Regions from separate parts of the Mus musculus genome. Here region 1 is linked to region 2. Evidence: chromatin loops called from intact Hi-C (ENCODE). Cell type or tissue: left cerebral cortex. All regions are shown on one strand. Each heading gives the region's core, and the rest is flanking DNA. Links, peaks and the distances in the headings are about the cores only.

Region 1 (10,905 bases), core at 3,272-5,771, 150 kb before region 2:
AAGATATCACAATGAGACAGATTGGTGAGATTATTTCCTGGGGCAGAGAAGATCCCCACATGAGAAACAATAAGAATAAGGGTACAAATATGCCTTCATATGTATTGTACACACACACACACACACACACACACACACACACACACAAAGAGACACAGACAGACAGACAGACAGACAGACAGACAGACAGACACACACACACACACACACACACACACACACACACACAGTTCCCTCAGTCTAGTGCATGGGTCTTTGTGCCCGCAAAGTGCCACTGTTACTCAGTATCTGAGATCCCATAGACAATGCGGAATAACATGACACTTACCCACTTGTGTGTTTGGGGAGATAAGAACAAACATCTCTTCTCTCAGATAGGTACTGACAAAAGGCAGAGGAACAATTTCATCTGAGACTAGATTAGTGAACCAATGAGTATTGGGCTTACTAACAGAGGATAGATGAGGAGTCACAGTAGCATAAACAACTTCAAAGAAGTCACATCACCAAGGAGCACCCTTTGGCATGGCATGTGTGACAACTCATGACATCTGCATCCCTTGAGCCCTTGTACAACTTGCTGGTGGCTCTGTTGGCCAGAGTTTCATTTCTTCAGCAGCTATATTGCTTGCATAACTGTAGAGAGGGGCCTTGTATATTCTGTAAGCTTCAGGGGTTTCCTGAAACTTACAAGTTGTGTTCATTTTCTTGGCCTTAAGGATGTAATTTCTTATTTGGAAAAAAAATCAAAACAATTTCTTGTTTCTGGCTTGACCCAATAGATTGGACTTGTGTGTTTATCAAGAGAAGGAGAATCCAGTGAGCTCTCTGGATGTAGAGATGGAGTTAGTGAATGGAGAAAGCTCTGTGGGGTGAAGAGAAGGCAAGGTTCTACGTGTGGTAAGAGGATGGAGTGTGCCCTACAGAGAGAGAAGATGCTGTAAAGAGAATGCAGTGATGGTTTTGGGCTGCAGAAATCTATTGGATTGTTCAGCCCTGGGCAGGGTTGACACATGTGTGCCGTCATCCCCCCAGGGCAGGGGGAGCTCATGTATTGGAAGTTTACTGTCTAAATCACCCCAGTGAGTGGGAAGGCATTTTTCCTTCTTAGAATTTGGTTCTGGAAGGTTCTAACTGGCTATGTGGCTCTTTGATAACTCACATTATTTTTTACTTCTCTTAATCTTTAATCACATTCATTCTTTGTTCATAATTGATTAATATGACTTCTTACTATGTAGAATGTGGTCTATACTCTTAAGGAATTGAAATTCCAAGGGGGAAAGCAAGTATACATGCAAAAGTCACATTCACACTCGCTGTTATTATTTATGGGAAACATAGTCCAAAGGCTCAATTCAGGGCAGGTACTATGGCGACAAGGTTGCCATTTTGGATATACCCTTAATGTAGCACAGAAACACCCAGAGAATTTTTGTCATACACAAGTTAGATGCCAATTGGTCTAACTAAGATTATGTTAGTAAGAAGGCTCTGGTATGTCCTTGGTAAGCATTTTGTCATTTATCTCATGCAGACCTTGGGTTTTTAGGACACATTATCTACACGTATAGCCGAGATAGCGATGTGTCTGCAAGGCTAAGAAGGGGGAAGTCAGAAGGTCAGACCTGCAGAAGCTCAGCTCATTCACCTCACATGGAGTCTTAGCTACGGAGCTATTGCTGTGAGGAGACATGATGACCGAGGAGGCTTGTAAGATGAGACATCTAACAGAGGGCTCATTTGTAGTTCCAGTCCTGATCTTCCTGGTGGGGAACATGAAGGCCAGAGAGCAGACATGGTTCTGGGGAAGAAGCTGAGAGTTCACATCTGAGACACAAGTCTCAGGCACAGAAAAAGACTGGGCCTGACATGAGCTTTTGAAGCTGCAAAGCCCATCCTCAGTGACATTCCTCCTCCAATAAAGGTCCACCTACTCCAACAAGGCCACACCTCCTAATTGTTCCGAGACAATATCACTAACAGGAAGCCAAGCATTGAAACATGGGAGCCTACGGGGACCGCCCTCATCCAAACCAGCACACATGGTTTTCTTTTTAAATTTATTATTGCTTTTGATTTTCAGATGATATGTCATTTCCCCCTTCTGTTTCTTACCTTCAACCCCTCCCATATACCCCTTCTTGCTGTCTTCCAAATTTTATGGCCTTTTTCTATCGCTTTTTGTTACAATATATATATGTGTAGGTATATGCATATGTATTATATATCCTGCTCAATATACATAATGTTTCTTGTATGCATATGTTTTCAGGGATGACTATGTAGTATTGGGTGACCAGTTGGTGTGCTCTTCCCTAGGGAAGATTAGTCCTTCCACCCTCCATATTGCTTAGTTGCCCACAGTTCTTTACATAGGATTGAGGCCTTGTAGGCTTTCCTCTGTGGACTTTAGCATTCTTATTGTAATTGTCCTTCTTCAGTTCATGTTTAGGCTGTCATATTGGTGGGATTTTATGCATGTAGCTCCTGACATTACTAGGAGACATAGTCTTACAACAAACTCCCTGATCCTCTGATTCTTGGGTGCTGGAGTTGTTGTGTGAGGGTATCCACTAGGTCTGGGCCCCACCACTCTGTATTTTGATTGGTTGTGGTTCTCTATAATGCTCTTTGTCTATGGCAAAGATAAGTTTCCTTGACGGACACTGATGGCTACTTTTATCTGTGGGCACAAGGACAAATACTTATCATGTATTTAGGGACAGAAAGAGGGGAGAGAAGGCTAAAGTAGCTGTAAGGATGCCATGTGGTTTTCTGACAGTCTCTCAGATTCAATCTGTTAGGTAGCTGTGAAAGCCACTCAGGTTTAGATTTAAATATGTGTACATCAGAAGTAGACTGTGAGGTGAAACTGACTGAGCATATCCTGGAGAAGTCTAAGCTCTGTGACTTGTATCTTGTATCTTGGGTGTTCCAAGCTTCTGGGCTAATATCCACTTATCAGTGAGTATATACCATGTGTGTTCTTTTGTGATTGGGTTACCTCACTCAGGATGATATTTTCTAGTGCCATCCATTTGCCTAAGAATTTCATATATCCATTCTTTTTAATAGCTGAGTAGTATTCCATTGTGTAAATGTACCACATTTTCTGTATCCATTCCTCTGTTGAGGTACATCTAGGTTCTTCCCAGCTTCTGGCTATCATAAATATGGCTGCTATGAACATAGTGGAGCAAGAAGAAGGAAGAGCAAAGTGTGGCTGCTTTAGTGCTTCTTAGAAGAGGAAAACAATATGCTTACAGGAGGAAATATGGAGACAAAAAAGTAAGGAGCAGAGACTGAAAAAAAGGCCAACCAGAGACTGCCCTACCTGAAGATCGATCCCATACAGTCACCAAACATGGACACTATTGAGGATGCCAGAAAGTGCTTGCTGACAGGAGCTTGATATGGCAGTCCCCTGCGAGACTCTACCAAAGCCTGACAAATTCAGAGGCAGATGCTCGAAGCCAACCATTGAACTGAGCGTGGGGTCCCCAGTGGAGGAGTTGGAGAAGGGACTGAAGGAGATGAGGGGGTTTGTAGCCCCGTGGAGGAAACAATAGTATCAGCAAGCCAGAATCCCCAGCGTTCCCAGGGACTGACTACAACCAAAGAGTACACCTAGAGGGACCCACTGCTCTAGCCTCATATGTGGCAGAGGATGGTGTTGTTGGACATCAGTGGGAGGAGAGGTCCTTGGTTCTGTGGGGGTTTGATGCCTCAGTGTATGGGGAATGCTAGGGCAGGAAGGCGGGAGTAGGAGTGTGGGTGGAGGAGCACTCTCATAGAGGCAGGGGGAGGAGAATGGGATAGGGGGTTTTTGAAGGGGAGATCTGGAAACATTTGGACGGTAAATAAAGAAAATATCAAATAAGAGGAAAAAAAAGGAAAGCTAGGCTCACATAGGTATAAACTGCAAATGTCCATGTGCATCCATTAACACAGGAAGCTCCTGGTAAGATTAAAAGCAAAAAGTCTTCTTTTCTGTTTCTGAAATGTCACTTTTGCTGAATATCACGCCGTGGCACTTATCCAACTACACACTCCCATGATTCTCACACAGACCCACATGCTACAAGCTGGCGTGAGTCCAGATGTCCACACCTTTCTTTACAAAGCACACCAATCAATTCAGACCAAGACAATCTATAGACCACACTTTCAGAAGGGTTCTTTTAGTATCTCTCATGTGTACCTGCCATGTGTCCCTGAAGTCTACTCCCTGGGAAGGGCTAGGGTTTAATATATTTCCACAGAAAAGGGTCTGGAAGTCGCTATCTTCCTCCTACATCCAATCTGGTGGCTCCTTCTGCCACAGTGCTACAACACTTTATGTCCATGCCCTCTTCAAGCACACCCACTGCATCCTCCACGCTGGGCTTCTGTGGGTACTGCCCTGCAGCTCAGCCAACCTGCATGAAGGCCACAGTAGAGATGCTGCTGGCGTGTGGGTCTTCTTCCAGCCTCACTCACAAACGTCACTCTGGTTGACAGAGGCATTGATGTAACAAAGGCCACGTTATACACATATCTTTTGATTTTAAAAATTGTATCATTTTCTTTGATTTCTTTCTATTTTTCCAAATTATTCTTTGAGAATTCCATACATATATACAATGAAATATGATCATGTCCTCCCCCGCTTCTTGGTTCAGCTCCTGATGGATTCCTTAATACACCCCCCTTCAGCTCCATGTCTTCTTTTGTATTATTATTTGAAATACAGCTGTATTCTGATTCTAAATGAAAAGAATGGGGTTGACAGAAACAAACCGAATATTGTGATGTGACTGTAGAAGCAGTCTTATCATTGAAATTAAGGAGGGAAACAGCTGTCTTCCAAACAGCAAAATACTCAAGTACAAACAAACACAACAAAAAACAAAACATGAAGGTATGTTTTAACTGCCGCATCCACTCAGAAGCCCACTCATTTCCTTCAGCTTCCCAATGAAGTATACAATCTGCTTAGCTAAATAAGGTGGTGCACGCACACACACACACACACACACACACACACACACACACACACACACACACGTATACACCCCACACACACACACACACAGAGCACTGCTAACGTCACAGGCCATCATTCTCATCCAGGAAGCAGTCGTTTGAACAACTTTGTTGCCAAAGCTGGGTCCATGAAACACCAAGTTAGGATCTCTGATGAGCTTTCTGGCAAGCCAGAGGAAAGGCTTTTCGAAGCTGTAGTTACTTTTGACATAGCAGTCATAATACTGAAAGATTCTTCTTTCCATGGAAGATGATAGATTTGCCTCCTGTCCTGAATATCCACTTGGTTGCTGCACAGCACAATGAGGATGTTTTCGCACATGTGTACCAGATCTTCATGCCCATTAGGTATGTTCACGTACGTAACTCTTGATGTCCCTTGCCTCAAACGTAATAGCACACCAGGCTTAGAAGTAGTAGCTATCAGGTTGTCCCCAAACATTTCCTGGCCGGTTTTGTCCCACACATTCAATTTGATGGATTGTCTGTTGGTATGGAGGACAAACAAGTGCACATCCACACTCAGGGTGGCTACTGCTTCATGAACTTCATCTTCCTGATGCCATGTGCTGTTTCCCATGGGGGTGAGGATAGGGCTTGAGCTGGACCTGTGGCTCTCCCTGCACAGCCACCGCAGAGATCCTTCCAGAATCTGGAAAGATGGCAGAAATGCCATTTCAAATACCAGAGACACAGCAGCACTTCTTTAAAAAAAAAAACAATCAATTTATTCTTTTCATATATACATGGTGTGTGGTCATCCACTGGATCCATTGGTAACCTACCAATGTCTACACCTTCAAAGAATGATTCTTCTTTCCCTAGCAACTATTAACTGCCAATAGCTCTTTCCAATTGAGGAAGAACCAAAAGGTTCTCAGTAGAGACCTTGAGAATTCCTCCTCGATGTTGAGATTCATCTGGCTTGACTTCATATAGATCTTGTGAAAGTAACTAGGGTTGCTGGCAATTCCTAATTGAGAAGGTCATAGCATGTCCGGAAGACAGCATTACACAGCATCCCTCCCTATGCAGCTTTTTACAATCTTTTCACCTCCTCCTCTGCAGTGTTCCCTGAGCCTCTGCGTGGGTTAGCGTGGGAGCATTTGATAACGATGTCTTGTTTAAGCGTGAGTCCTTGGTCACTTCTCAGCACTTCAGTTATTTATGAATCTCTTCATTGACTGCTCTGAGTGGAAACAAACAAAGGAAGAAAAGAAGGAAGAAAGTGAGGGGAGGAAGGAAGGAAGGAAGGAAGGAAGGAAGGAAGGAAGGAAGGAAGGAAGGGCTTTTGACTACAATTATAACTCCAGAGGGGAATAATCCCCTCTAGTGGAACGGGGTTTAAAACCAATCAGAAAGCAGTGGTAACCACACAATCATCATGCAACTATTGCCTATAAGGTCTGTATTATAGTTTGCAGGGTCCAGTCTTTCCCCACCCCCCACCCCCACTCCCAGATGCCTCCGGAGCACTAAGCTTACACTTCTTGGCAATATTTAAGAATATGAAGATGGTTCCATAATCCAGGTTTCTAGTGGCCTCCTAACTTTTTATTTGTAATTGTGTGGGGGAGTGTTTTGGTGGTGGTGGTGGGGAAGTCCTATATGTTTTAGACTCACCACAGCCAGTCTGCTCTGTGTAACTCCTGCATCAGAGTTGAGCATGTACTTTTTCCAGTAGATTTACAGTAGAGAACTATTTCTCGAAACTCTATGTAATGGGCCTGAAAATGAGAGATAGTGGGGGTGGATGGGTAGGGAAGGGCAGGAGAGAACACAGCTCACATCATTGGAGTTTGTTTCATAATCCTTGCCTGCATTGACTTTCCCCCCATAATTTATGATTCCTTCCATTCCCTGTAGCTGGAGCAGCACTTTTGTGCAGAGCCATTGTGTGTGCGTTCTTCCTCATTTCTTGATAGACACATCAAAACCCCATCAATTTGATTCTCATTTGGTGGGATGCAGCTGCTAAGAATCTCCCTGCTGAAGAAAGATGTGTAGTGTGTGTCCATAGAGAAAGAACAAGCCATATACATCTTGCTCTTTGGAATGGAATATCCAAGGGGGAAAATATCGGATCTGTTTTTATGTATGCCTTTTACTGCAAGTGATTGCAGGCATGGCTAAATGCTGTCTGACTAATAAATATCCCTGGACATGGGTGATAGGACATGGTGAGCATATGTTCTCCAGTTACCTTCAGAATATGTGTTTTCTGTGTGGGACTCTGCTTGGAACAGATCCTTTTAGTCCAGAGCATTAGTGCTCAGTGGAAATATAAATATTTTTGTTGTAACAACATGCTGTAAGAGGGAATTCAGTCATTGTGTTTCCCCTGGTCCAAGAAACTCGGCTGTGCTTCGCTATCGCCTGTGCTATTCTTCATGCATTTTATAGCCTCATCTTTCATTCTTGGGGCTTTAAGGACTTAGTGATGTTTGCTGTGAATATATTTATCACTCAGCAGAACCGTGTCTCCGTTTCTCCCCTGGAGCAAAGGAGAATCGGCCTGTATCATAGATCATCGGGCAGAGAGTCTCCACACTCTTCTGCCGCATGCACAAGCTTATTTCTCTCCTTTCAGATACTGTCTTATGAAAAGAAAACACCCACTTGAAGATGTAAAACATTACTAAAAACTAAAGGCTATTTTAAAATTAATTAATTAATTAATTAATACACTTCATAGTTTATTCCCACCACATCCCTGTCCACCCTCCGACTGTTCCACATCCCAAACCTCCTGCCCAACCCCCCTCCCCTATCTCCACGTGGATGTCCCCGCCTCCTACCCCACCTGACCTCTAAACTCCCTGGAGGCTCCAGTCTCTTGAAGGTTAGGTGCATCATCTCTGAATGATCCCAGACCCGGAAGTCCTCTACTGTATGTGTGTTGGGGTCTCATATCAGCTGGAGTATACTGTCTGTTTGATAGTCTATTGTGTGAGAGATCTCAGGGGTCCAGATTAATTGAGACTGCTGGTCCTCTTACAGGGTTGTCCTCCTCCTCAACTTCTTTCAGTCTTCCCTAATTCAACAACAGCTTCTGTCTATTGGCTGGGTGCAACTACCTGCCTCTGACTCTCTCAGCTGCTTGTTGGGTCTTCCTGAGTGCAGCCATGCTAGCTAGGTTCCTTTTAGTGAGCACTCCATAGCCTCAGTGATAGTGTCAGGCCTTGGGACCTCCCCTTGATCTGGATCCGTCTTTGGGCCTGTCCCTGGACTTTCTTTTTCTCAGGCTCCTCTCCATTCCCATCCCTTTTAGACAAGAATAATTATGGGTCAGAGTTGTGACTGTGGGATGACCCTCCCTCATCTGATGCCCTGTCTTCCGGCTGGAGGTGGGCTCTATAATTTCCCTTTCCCTAGTGCTGGGCATTTCATCTAAGGTCCTTCCCTTTGAGTCCTGAGAGCATCTCACTTCCCAGGTCTCTAGTGCATTCTGGAGGGTCCTCCCAACCTCCTATCTCACAAGGTTGCCTGTTTCTATTCTTTCTGCAGGCCCTCAGGGCTTCAGTCCTTTCCCTCACCCAATACCAGATCAGGTTCCCCTCTTCCTCTCACTCCTCCCCCATCCACTTTCCCTCCCAGGTCCCTCCCTCCCTCCCCACTTGTGATTGCTTTCTTCTCCCTCCCAAGTGAGATTGAGGCATCCTCACTTGGGGACTTCAGCTTGTTGACCTTTTTGAATTCTGTGGACTGTATCTTGGGTATTCTGTACTTTTGGGGGATGGTGGTGGTGGCTAACATCCACTTATTTGTGAGTACATACCATGCATGTCCTTATGGGTCTGAGTTACCTCACTCAGGATGATATTTTCTAGTCCATCCATTTGCCTGCAAAAGCTAGGATGTCCTCATTCCTTTTTTTTTTTTTTTAAATATCCAACAGGCATTCTTTTTTAAAAAGGTTTTATTTTATTTTATTTCAATTTTTTATTAGATATTTTCTTCATTTGCATTTCAAATGCTATCCCGAAAGTTCCCTATACCCTCCCCCCTCCCTGCTTCCCTACTCACCCACTCCCACTTCTTGGCCCTGGCATTTGTCTGTACTGGGGCATATAAAGTTTGCAAGACTAAGGGGCCTCTCTTCCCAATGATGGCCGACTAGGCCATCTCTTGATACATATGCAGCTAGAGACACGAGCTCTGGGGGTACTCATTAGTTCATATTGTTGTTCCACCTATAGGGTTGCAGACCCCTTCAGCTCCTTGGGTACTTTCTCTAGCTCCTCCTTTGGGGGCCCTGTGTTCCATCCAATAGATGACTGTGAGCATCCACTTGTCCTCATTCTTAATAGCTGAATAGTATTAACATTGTGTAAATGAGCCACATTTTCTGTATCCATTATTCTGTTGTGGGACATCTGGGTTGTTTCCAGCTTCTGGCTATCACAAATAAGGCTGCTATGAATATAGTGGAACAAGTGTCCCTGTGGCATGGTGGGGCATCTTTTGGATATATTCCCAAGAGTGGTATAGCTGGGTCTTCAAATAGATCTACTCCCAATTTTCTGAGCAACCTCCAGATTGATTTCCAGAGTGGCGGTACCAGTTTGCAATCCCACCAGCAATGGAGGAGAGGTCCTCCTTCTCTACATCCTCACCAACACCTGTGGAGAGGATCTTACCTCTGTATAAGATCTTGTCACCTTTGGTTTTCATCTTAGCCATTCTGATTGGTGTAAGGTAGAATCTCGGGGTCATTTTGATTTGCATTTTTCTGAATATTAAGGACTTTGAACATTTCTTTAGGTACTTCTCAGCCATTTGAGAAATTTCTCAGTTGTGAAATTTTGGTTTAGTTATATACCCCATTTTTTGATTGGGTTGTTTTTTAATTTTTCTTTTTTTGTGATTAGCTTCTTGAGTTCTGCATATTTTTTGGATATTAGCCCTCTATTGGATTTGGGATTAGTGAAGATTTTTTTCCCAATCCATAGATTGCCGATTTGTCTTATTGACTATGTCCTTTGCTTTACAGAAGCTTTCCAGTTTCATGAGGTCCCATTTGTCAATTCTTGATCTTAGAGTCTGAGCCATTGAAGTTCTGTTTAGGAAATTTCCCCCTGTGCCAACGAGTTCAAGGCTCTTTCCCACTTTCTCTTCTATTAGATTCAGCGTACCAGGTTTTATGTTGAGTTCCTTGATCCATTTGGACTTGAGCTTTGTGCAAGGTGGCAAATATGGGTCTATTTTCATTCTTTAGACAGCCAGTTAGACCAGCACCATTTATTGAAGATGCTTTCTTTTTTCCATTGTATATTTTTGGCTTCTTTGTCAAAGATCAAGTGTCTGTAAGTGTGTGGTTTTATTTCTAGGTCTTCAGTTCTATTTCATTGATCAATGTGTCTGTCTCTATACCAATACCATGCAGTTTTTATCACTATTGCTCTGTAGTAAAGCTAGAGGTCAGGGAAGGTGATTCCTCCAGCTGTTCTCTTATTGTTAAGAATTGTTTTCACTATTCTGGTTTTTTTGTTTGTTTGTTTTGTTGTTTTGTTTTTGCCTTTTTGGATGAATTTGAGAATTGCCCTTTCCATGACTTTGAAGAATTTTGTTGTGATTTTGATGGGGGATTGCATTGAATCTATAGATTGCCTTTGGAAGGTTGGGCATTTTTATGTTAATTCTGCCAATCTATGAGCACGGGAGAGCTCTCCATTTTCTGAGGTCTTCTTCAATTTCTTTCTTGAGAGACTTGAAATTATTATCATACAGGTCTTTCCCTTGTTTGGTTAGAGCTATCCCAAGATAATTTATATTATTTGTGGCTATTGTGAAGGGAGTCGGTTCCCTAATTTCATTCTCAGCCTGTTTATCATTTGTATAAAGGAAGGCTACTGATGATTTGAGTTAATTTTATAT
Region 2 (10,905 bases), core at 3,214-5,713:
ACCCATACAGTACCAGACTGTTGACTTACCAGACCCTGCAGGGGTAATTTGTATTTCCAAAATAATTCATGAGTCATTTTATTTTCCTCCCCCTGGAAAAATTTTTCACAATAATTTTTCCACCATAAATTGGATATAGTGCATTGAATCTTTTTGTTGTTGTTGTTAAGCACGTGTATGAGAGACACTATCTTCATTATAATTTCTTTTGTATTAATGGATACTTCTTTTATGAGTGAGGACTTGTATGGTTGTTTTTCTTCTTCCAGCTTTAGCCGTGTGGTCCTGTGTACTTAGATCTTCCTTATATGTTCCTGTCTTCTTCATGCTTAAGTCTAATCTTATGCTAAAATGAATAAAGACATTAAAAGTCCTCCTCACATAAAAGCCTTCCCAGGAGTTAGGGAAGTCTACAGTAAGGTTGCTGTATGGTTTTAGCTCAACAAAAATCGTGAAAAAGACAATGTAAGCAGAGACTATTGCAAGTGTATTGTAGCAAGCTATAGCACAGAGAGGGTTTTAGGTGTATCTCTGTATTAAGCTATTTTTCTGCTTCTTACCTGCAACCCTGACAACAATATACAATCAATCACTGCTTGACACATATTAAAGACTGAAAACTTAGGAGAATAGCCTGGGAGGATACCCCAGGTGGAAGATGTGCTGTCATATCTGGCAGAACTGTGTGTCTTGGATGCTCTGTAAGCTTGACCAAGACCTTTGACTCCTTGTGAACTTTTAACCTTGGTATATTCATGAACACAATCTAAATGAATTTCTATTGTCTCATTTCAGTCTCCAGCTAACTTATTTAAATATACTTAGGTTTCATCAAAACAGAATGGCTTATCAGCAGCCTTGAACTTGCTGTTGGTAATCCAAATTCTGTCTAAATTCTGTCTAATCTAAATTCTGTCTAATCTAAAGGGTCTTAGGGTGACTTCCTAAGTGTGTATCATCTTACATACCCCCATTGTTTGTAGTTACTTACTTGTCCATCCAAATGTAAGTGCTAAGAAAATCACATCTTCATGCTTGACCTGTTGGAAGCATGCGGAGTTGGTGTGTGTTGTTCTCAGACCTTATGCAGAGAATTCAAAGTTAGTGAGAAAACCCCTTTCTTCTGACTCTGTTAGGACTGGTATGAGGGTCAACACTGCCCATGGAGCCCTGGGGTAGAGTGGGTAGTCTGTCCAGGTTGGAGCTATCCTCATTGATTTGGATTCTTTTTTCCATGACTCCTGTGCTCTTCCTGGTTCCCATGTCCGCATCTGAGCACTAAACTGCCTTTCTCTGGTCTTTCACCTGGGCCCATCTTTGACTTGTATTTTAGTTTGCCTTTCTGGCTAAGTACCACTACGTGATTCCACATCCTAACTGATGGTTGTGTTTTATGCTTTGTATTTATGGTGTTAAATATTCTTGGTCTCTTTTTATATCAAGTGATTCTTCCTTAGAGAAATTATACTTTAAAGAAGTCAGGAACCCTATATGTAGAATAATTCCAGTTTGAACATATTCTAAGTTTGGCTTTTCAAACATATCATTTTTGAGGACTGAACTAACAGACTCGATTTCCTAAGTGCATTACATATAGAGGAAATATATGCATGTGTATATGTGCTTGTGTATACTTTTTGACTCCTGAGCTTGATGTGTTTCTACCATGAGGTTATGGTCAGAGCTCTGCTAGATGTGCAGCCTGCTGACCCCAGTGTGGCTCAGATAGTACACTTCAGTTTGCTTTAAATTTACTGGATGAAGGAAGGATGCTTCAGAGATGCTTAAAGAGTGCTATTTAAAGACTTCTTGGCCCCATTTAAGAAATTAGGCTATGCAAATCCAACCCGATTACAAGATTTAGTTTTAAAGAAATATGAAGTTCATTTGAGGTTCTTTGTTGTAACAGATCTTAGTTCTTCCTGGAACTAAAAATAAAGCCTGAATTGTAGGTATTTCATGTTTTAGATAAAAAGAATTCCATTCTCAGTGCTGTTATAATTCCTTGTATTTTAATACCTTTGTGGTGAGGCTGTTATTTTTTTCTATATATAGAGGTCAGTTTTGTTACCTTTGTCCACTTTTGTTTATGAGTTTATGTCTTGCTGTATGGCTCGTGTGTGTGTGTGTGTGTGTGTGTGTGTGTGTGATACATGTAAATGTGCTGCTACGAAACTCAAGGCCCTGTATACACTGGACATTTACTCCGCTCCTGTCCACATCTCAGACCTGTGATCCTCACCTATATTAAAATGTATTATTTATTTCTCATGCATATAAAATAATTTCTAAAGTGATTTTCTGAAATTTGAAAAAAGAAAAAAGAAAGAAAGAAAGAAAAAGTAATCCTTATGGTGCATGTTGAAATATCTGTTTGAGGCCCAAGAAGGATGTGCAGGGCCTGGAAGAAGCCATTTTATTCTCTAGAGTTTCATAAGGAGAAACTTCAGTGCAGTCTGCCATGGCCCAGATGAGCTAACTGGTGGATTGAGAAACCTCATACTGAAGTCGTTGTTTTTAATCACTGAGTAGAGAGGTTCTGCCAGAGCCTGTCCAACACAGATGTAGATGCTTGCAGCCAACCATCGAACTGAGCACAGGAACCCCAATGGAGGAGTTAGAGAAAGGACTGAAAGAGCTGAAGGGGTTTGCAACCCCATAGGAAGAACAACAATATCAGAGCTCCCAGGGACTAACCCACCAACCAAAGAATACACATGGAGGGACCCATGGCTCCAGCTGAATATGTAGCAGAGGATAGCCTTTTTGCACATCAATGGGAGGGGAGGCCCTTGGTCCTGTGAAGGCTTGATGTTCCAGTGTTGGGGAATGCCAGGCCAGTGAGACTGGAGTGGGTGAGTGGGGGAGCACCCTCATAGAAGCAGGGGGGCGTTGGATAGGGGGCTACCTGAAACCAGGAAGGGGGATAACCTTTGAAATGTAAATAAATAAAATAACCAATAAAAATGAATAAAAAGAAAGAAAGGAAAAAAAAAACCTCATAATGTCACCTGTGGATGGATTTTAGGTGGCAACACTCTCTGAAAATCTGAGCCGTTTTTTAAAATTTTGACATTTTCCTTTACCCAGTGTACTGACAAAGCTGAAAAGGATAGGTTGTCATCTAGCTCTTAAGCACGGTTAGAAGCCAGTGTTTATTTTCGTTCAAAAATCTGCTTCAGGAAGCCCTTCTCTGTGAGCTTTCACGAGGTTTGCTGCCCTTTCAGTGCTGGATCATCAGGCATGACATCATTATTAAAGCCTTCAGTAAAGATGTTTTACCAAGTTCCTAAACCCAGCCGTGAAAACCTGTTTCTCATTGGCATGTTCATGAAACCAAACACGTATGATTTGTATCTAGACACAGACGCAGATTTGTGATATTCCTCAGCAGAGCGTAAGGCCCTGGGTATTAGCCTGTTTCCAGTACGGTATCTGATGTCCTAACACGTAATGGGCCATCTGTGCATTTATCCATGGTGCTTAAAGATCCACCAGGCAGCACCATTAAGAGCTTACACATCGAGACTAACATGGGAATGCAAAGAATTCATGTAAGGGAAAGGGACATTTGCATGAGTATAAATTCATATGTGTATAGAGACCAGCTCCTGATGTTAGTCAGGGTGTAGTTGTTTTTAAAACAGTACAATGGAGGATGGATTCAATGAGGCTCCCGGTTTCAGTCTGAGCTCAGTTAGCTCCATTTGTTGGATCTTCCCAAACCAAAGGGGATGCTGGGTCAGAACTGTTCATCTCATGCTATCTGAAAAATAGAGAGAGACCCAGAGAAGCCAGAGGCAAGAAGTGTCCTTCAAAGGCACACCCCTCTGGGACCTTCTTTCTATTAGGCTCCACTTCTAGGAGTTTCCATTATTTTCCAGTGATGTCATCAAGTTACAGGTCTACCAATAGATTTATTAACTGACTAAGTCAGAGTCATTCATTCATGATTTAATTTTCAGTGGATGCATCTCTTAACTGGGAGGCCAGGCCTTCACAGTCCTTTCCCGAGGACACTTACAAACTGTAATAAACCACATTTGCGCATAGCCACACATAGACATATACACATTAATGTTATTTTTTTTTAACCAGCTGAACTGTTATTAATTAATTTAACAAATATTGATTGAGCTTCTAGTATGTTCTAGATACTGTGGAAGGACAGTGGATGCAGAGAGGAATAAGACTATGCATCTTGTTTACAAGTGGCTTTCTGACTCAGGAGGGAGATTGAAATACAAAGCATTGACATCAGATCCAGGGCGTTGCTAAGTGTACTGTGTGTGCTTTGGGACCTCAGAGGAAGAAGCAAAGTGCCAACTCCTAAAAATTGGAGGCAGGGGGATCATACAGCTTATGCAGCTAAGTCTCCGAGTCTCTGAACAAAACCTTTCCAATATACCTCTTCCTTTCAATGAAAATATTTTCTATTTTAGACACTTTTGCATGTAATTACAGACTTTTTTCTTATGTTAACTGAAGTCAGTTCTCTACCAATCTCCCTCTGAATTTCTTCAGTGCAGTCCCGAGAGGAGTCTAATTCCTACTCAACCACATCCCTACTCAGTTCTGAGAGCATCTTGTTCCCTGCCTTTCCAAGTCACCTCTCCAGATCTCTGTGGACCTCGGTTGCCTCCTTTCTAGCGTGTGACACTTAGTGGAAGTCTACCTGCCTTCTTTGAGGAGCCAGATGCACAGCATCTGCTGAGGATTCATGGCTCTTCCAGAGGCTGACAGGATGTAGAAGGGAGATAACATGGCAGAGAAACAGGCAGTGATTGCTGGACACTACCTATTTCTGAGACGGTAAAATTCATGAAGCTATGTGAAGCAAGCACAGTATGCAATGATAGCTATCAATGTGTTGGTCTTTTTAGTGGTACTACTTAAAGATGTATTTCCTTTATTCTGTAGGATGCTATACCTAGGATCTTCTCAAATTTAAGATTCTGTTCAAAACCTGTGTATCCTACATATTTAATGAATTTTAGTGCAGGGTGGTGATCACAGGCCTGTAAACACATATTTTTGTGTATTTTGTGTATTTTCCTGCTATTGCTTAGACTGGGCTCTTGCAAAACACAACTGAGTTTCTAGGTGAACTCCATGCTTCTAAGCAGAACACTCTAAGTTCCAACTGATACTTTCGTAGCTGAATATTCTGCATCTCCAGATGGTCGTGGTAAGACTTTAGCATTTGCCATATGGGGAAGCAGTAAACACGTTCAGCAGAAAGCAGAGGCAGAATCCAGCGCGCTGCTTTTGCAGCCCTGGCTTATGTCCTTCCACACTCACAGGGAGCAGGAGCTTCTTGCTGTGACTTAGAAGCACCCTGTCCTATTGCCAGCAGCAGACGAACTGCAGTAGAGAGGAGATGCTGTTTATTGATCAGACACACCACTGGGGTCAGGCCTGGAAGGATGTGTGAAATACTATGTGGCAGCATTTATTACATTTACAGGGGAGTTCCTAAGCTCCATTTCTCAGTCTTCTTATCTAATAGTATAGGATAATGAGGTTTAATTAGTCTGGGAGAGGCTCAGATGGTTCTGCATTAAGAAACACGGCTGTAGGGAGCGAGCAGCATCCTTTTTGCCTATGGCCTGATATACATTATTTCTCCCATCCTTCTATCCTTCCATCCACTAACTTTGATGGGTCAACTTTATACCAGCAAATAAATGGGGGTGTCAGAAGGATGGGACATACTGTTCTTATCTTAAAGAATCTTCACTTAGCTCTCTGCTTTAGTAAGCACAGATACATGACCTTGAGGATTATTTTCATATTCCTTGAGTATACCAGGAACAGTGGAATGGAGCTAGTCATTAGTCACGAAAATGCAGCACATCTTCCCACAGGCAGCAAGTGTTGCTTTGTCATCTCTCCACAGCCCCCAGTAGTACTTCTTTCTAACTTGGTTTAAAAAAAAAAGAAAAGAAACTGTAGCTTCTAAAACATAAATCCCTGTATGCATGATTCAGTTATTTCTAGATTGTTCCTAGAAATTCTTCCCAGGCCTAAGTCTAGTCAGTGTTTTCTTTTCCTTTCTTTCTTTCTTTCTTTCTTTCTTTCTTTCTTTCTTTCTTTCTTTCTTTCTTTCTTTCTTTCTTTCTTTCTTTCTTTCTTTCTTTTTTTTGTGATCTGCCAAGGTCAAGGCAGCTCATAAATATGAGGAAGGAACAGCATCATAACTTTATCTGTATATTTAGATGTTTCAATGCCCCTGTGGTTATTCATATTTAAAGTACTGTGCTCTGTGAAGGTGAAGGCTCCTCCCCATGTTTCAGTATTTATTCTGCTTCTGACTGAGAGGATTATGCATCTGTATGAGACATGGTGCGATGTTTCACTTCACTGTGGCTTCCGTGCACCTTCCTTTGATAACAGAGTCCTTTTAATTTCTATTTTGTTGTTGCAGAGATCCTCATCTGTTGTTGAGTATCTTGTTCATAAACTTAGTAACCATCAGTGGGAAAGCTGTATTTTATCAGCAGAAGAAATGGGTTCTTATCTGTCTTCAATTTGAAGATTGAAATCGTTGTACCACTTCTTGGCACATATACACAAAAATATTGACTTGGTACTAAGGTGATGGTGCAGAGACTGCCCTGGAAGTGAATTGTGTGCTCTTCTTCCTCTTAGGGAATGTGATGGAGATTGGAAGCCTGACACTAGTTCCTGGCTTGCTTTGAACACATAGGCTACATCAAGGTGGGGAATACGGAAAGTCCACCCACTCCTCTCTGGATCTTTCTGCCATGTGCTTGGGCTTGTGGTCTCTCTGCAGCCCTGTGCACTGCAGTTTGTCAAGATGACTGCTTGGCTTTTCATTTTGATCTTGGCCTTTCAAGCATAGACGCTAACTCCCCTATCTAGTCCTGGAAACGAGCACTGTCAAGGCCACATCTAAGGTTTTCATGGGACTTGATATTTCAGGTTCTCTTAAACGCTGACACCATTGCACACACTAGCAAAATTTTGCTGAAAGGACCCAGATATAGCTCTCTCTTGTGAGACTATGCCGGGGCCTAGCAAATACAGAAGTGGATGATCACAGTCAGCTATTGGATGGGTCACAGGGCCCCCAATGCAGGAGCTAGAGATATTACCCAAGTAGCTAAAGGGAACTACAACCCTATAGGTGGAACAACAATATGAACTAACCAGTACCCCGAAGCTCTTGTCTCTAGCTGCATATGCATCAAAAGATGGCCTAGTCGGCCATCACTGCAAAGAGAGGCCCTTTGGACTTGCAAACTTTATATGTCCCAGTACAGGGGAACGCCAGGGCCAAAAGGGGGGAGTGAGTGGGTAGGGGATTGGGGGGGGGTGGGTATGGGGGACTTTGGGGATAGCATTGGAAATGTAAAGGAGGAAAATACCTAATAAATAAAAAAGAAAAGAAAAGTAAAAACTCAAGGAAATTCTCACACAGGAGACCATTTAGATTCCTTGGGTCCTCATTCGTGTTTCTTTGCTTTAGCTTTGTAGTTTATTTGAGACAGAGTTTCACTGTGCACACAAATTCTGTCTTTTTATTTTATAAGCAGATTTTTATAATTAGACACATGTCATTTTAATGGTAACTCATTTGCAATTTATGATAGAGTAATATCTTTGCCCACCATCCCCTGGGCCTGGGACCTAGACTGTATAAAACCAAGAAGTTAGTGAACAATACTGGACATCTCCCTTTGTTTCCCATGGTGAAACATGACAGATCAAGTGCTTGCCATGACTCCCTTGGCATGATAGAGTGCACCCTGGAATTGTGAGCAAATATAAATCCTTGCTTCATCTTAAATCTTTTAAAACAAAAAGCTTATTTTTCCTGGGCATTTTTAGCAGTGATACAGTTAATTGAGACACTATAAGAGGAATCTCAGTAATTGAGAAAGTGATACCTCTGCCAGGATGATGTAATGAGGAAGCCATAGGATTGCTACCCAGAAAATGAGAATCTCAGCATGCCTTCTGCCTTCACTTCTTACTTAAGAAAGGGTCTTCACTATGCAGCCCTCGGTAGTCTAGAACTAACTGTGTAAGTGAGCCTGGCTTCAGGTTCAGAGAGAGTTTCTTGTCTCTGTTTCTCAAATGATAGGGAATAAAGATGTGAGCCACTCTAGCCATGTTGTTCATGCAACAAAGACTTCGTCTGTGCCTGGCAAGTGAAGGCAGTGTAATTATGACTACTTCCTACAGAGTGAGCATTATTATTTTAGAGTTTCTTACGTGTGCAATGTCTCTTTGACTCTCAGTGTTGTGTGTCAGTTATCTCTGGGCTAGACAGTACTTGCTGAATATAGTTAAGTGTCCCATTAGCCAAAAGAAAGCATTGCTCCACACACTCCCAAGCAGCTAGTTTTTCTTGGAAGTGTTCGTTACATACTTGTTATCTAACCTGAGTATGCTGTTAACCTAGTTTATCAATTTTGTGCTTGGCAAGTGGCTCATTGGCCTCCATCTATCCTGGGGCCTCTTGTTCTCCATGTCTGGTCCAGGTGCCATTTATCATCACTGCTGTTCTGCATCCACTAACCATTTTCTGTTGTCAGTAATGTATGTTTCTATCTGAGCAGCATCAAGTTGTATTCGTTCCAGCATGATGTGTCAAGTGCAGGTGAGAAGTGAACATCCAGGGGGCTCTGAGTGGAGTATGCTGGGTCTTTGTAATACTGTATTACCCCAGCTTTGTTGATACGCCATGCCCTCTTTCAGGGATACCTTCATTGACTTAGCAGTGCCACATAAGGCACTTTTCTGGAATTACAAAGGATAACCTTTTAGCACTTCTTGTGTCTACTATTTAACAACATAACAAAACAACACAAACTTTATCTCCTTCATATGCAATATGAATTCAACACATTTGGATGAATGAATTCTCTGGTAGCATTGCATTTGTCTTTAACATTACCCACATGGCATGTATTTGTAAATTGTTATTAATAATTTAGTCAGGATTATTGGATGAATAAATGATTTTCTGCCTTTCCTATAAATCAACTCTCAGTACAAAGTGACTCGCTGGTACATTTGGTTAAATAATGAATCTCAGGGGCCTACTGAGATGAAAGACCTTTGAATTTCTTATAAATTTCCAAACAATATAAACAGTGATTTTCAGTATTAATCTCTCAATAAAATAGCAAGATTCTGACACAATCTTTGAACCAGTGAAATAATTACAAAATACTTGTCAGCTTGTATATGTATGCATATATGTGTGTTTGTTTATATGTATATGTATGTATATGTATATATATATGTGTATATATATATGTATATATATATGACATGTATGTATTTGCTAATTATTTTACACTTCATCATGCTTATCAAACACGGTGAATACTTATTAAGAAAAACAAGAAGTCTCTTTAAAAATCCCTTAGTATATAGATATATTATATCTCTAGATAATGAGTACCTCATCTGGAAATTTATTGATGTTATTTGTTTGATAATTTACATGTATATTTAGCCACTTGGCTAGGTGAACTGTGATTTTTCCTACTGTATGTATAGTGTGATTCAATTTTCTTCTTTTATCTATTTAGTCTGGTCTACTAGAAGTCACCTCCAGGTCTGTCTAATCTGATTTGTGTTCAAATTGGTGTTTAAGCTCTCCCTGGAAGGTGTGTGTGTGTGTGTGTGTGTGTGTGTGTGTGTGTGTGTGTGTGTGTGTGAGTTTGCCTGCCTATGCACATATGATCACAAAATGCTTCACATTTTGGGGAATTCAGTTTGTCTTGAGCTCAGCAATGCTCCTGTGGTTCAGAGATTACCTCTCTAGCCTTTGTTGGCAGATCCAGTGCAGATACACCTGGATCTTCAAGACTGAAAGAAATAATTTTACTTAATCCCTCTAGGGAGCACCCCTGGGTTTCAGTAGCTTAATGTTTAGCCAGTATTTTGTCCGAAGTTGCATCTATACCCCTGGAATAGCAAATCTTCTCATTTTCCTGATGAGTCTCTACAGGTTGGGATTTTTTCATCTTCTACATTTGCTATGTTATGTTCCCTGGAGAGATGTGAAAGAAGTCTATTCACCCCCTAGAGAGTACCAAATACAGGCAAAATAACCATTGTCCCCAAGTGTATTGGGGTTAATTCTAGGAGTAAGGGATTAAAAGAGCACATATGACTCACATCATAGGAAAGCCCAGTGAAGCATGAGTTTCAAAGTACATGAGCTGCATTCCTGGAACTTCTAAACAACTTGCCAGGTCCTATTAACCCTATTTGTTTCCAAAACTTTCTGAGACTTGTAAGTTGTTTAGTTCCCGAGACAAGTCTCCCTCAAGGCTGGGATGTTTAAATTCAGAGAAATGTATATATAGCACTCCATCCATTCCTCTAGTTCTTAGACTCCCTGCCTCTAGGATGCCCCTGAGAATTAGAGGTTAGGATGTAGATGTCTGATTAGTTTTCTTTATCTATATCTATGTATTGGGCCACTATTCTACAGCAGAAGTTATTTGTTCTCATGAACTTAAATGGGTTATAAATCCCTGCAGTACACTGTCCATTGCAAAAGGAATGTTTATCGGCATGACCAATTGAGAGTGTCAACAGCAATGATCTATGGGCAAAAGCCTAAATTAACATTAAGAAGGCAGTTCGATAGAACATCATATTTACTGACAAAATGATGACAGTAGTGTTGCTTCTACTTTCCAGCTGTTACCTTCTATGGCCTATGACCTTTCCAGCTATTACCTTTTGCTCTGTCTTATAGTAACACATATGCATTCTATTCTATAGAATGGAGCTTAATTTTAACCTGAAGTGAGTTGGTTGTACCTATAATAGTTGTGTCATTATTGGACTATTATTGGTATATTAGTAGATACATTTTGTGTGGGCCATTGATACTGTAGTGCCCAATGTCTG

The links. A loop is a pair of places that touch in the nucleus more often than their neighbours do. Peaks named below come from ENCODE experiments on the same cell type or tissue, not always from the same donor. Only the 100,000 strongest peaks of a DNase experiment are listed, where the experiment ranks them.
Region 1: a loop joins it to region 2, with 2.6 times the contacts of the local background. A loop is called at or near these places in 2 of 42 quality-filtered maps.

What each region holds. Positions count from the first base shown.
Region 1 is chr4:85,171,367-85,182,271 of GRCm38, forward strand. It overlaps the pseudogene Gm2700. Among named protein-coding and RNA genes, the nearest start is that of Sh3gl2, 29 kb to the right of the region's middle. In left cerebral cortex, for the core only: no CTCF peak of the experiment used is centred there; a DNase peak (open chromatin) is centred at 4,299; H3K27ac peaks cover 582 bases.
Region 2 is chr4:85,320,396-85,331,300 of GRCm38, forward strand. The region is part of intron 1 of Sh3gl2 (SH3-domain GRB2-like 2); the gene reads left to right. Among named protein-coding and RNA genes, the nearest start is that of Sh3gl2, 120 kb to the left of the region's middle. In left cerebral cortex, for the core only: no CTCF peak of the experiment used is centred there; DNase peaks (open chromatin) are centred at 4,730 and 5,237; H3K27ac peaks cover 1,772 bases.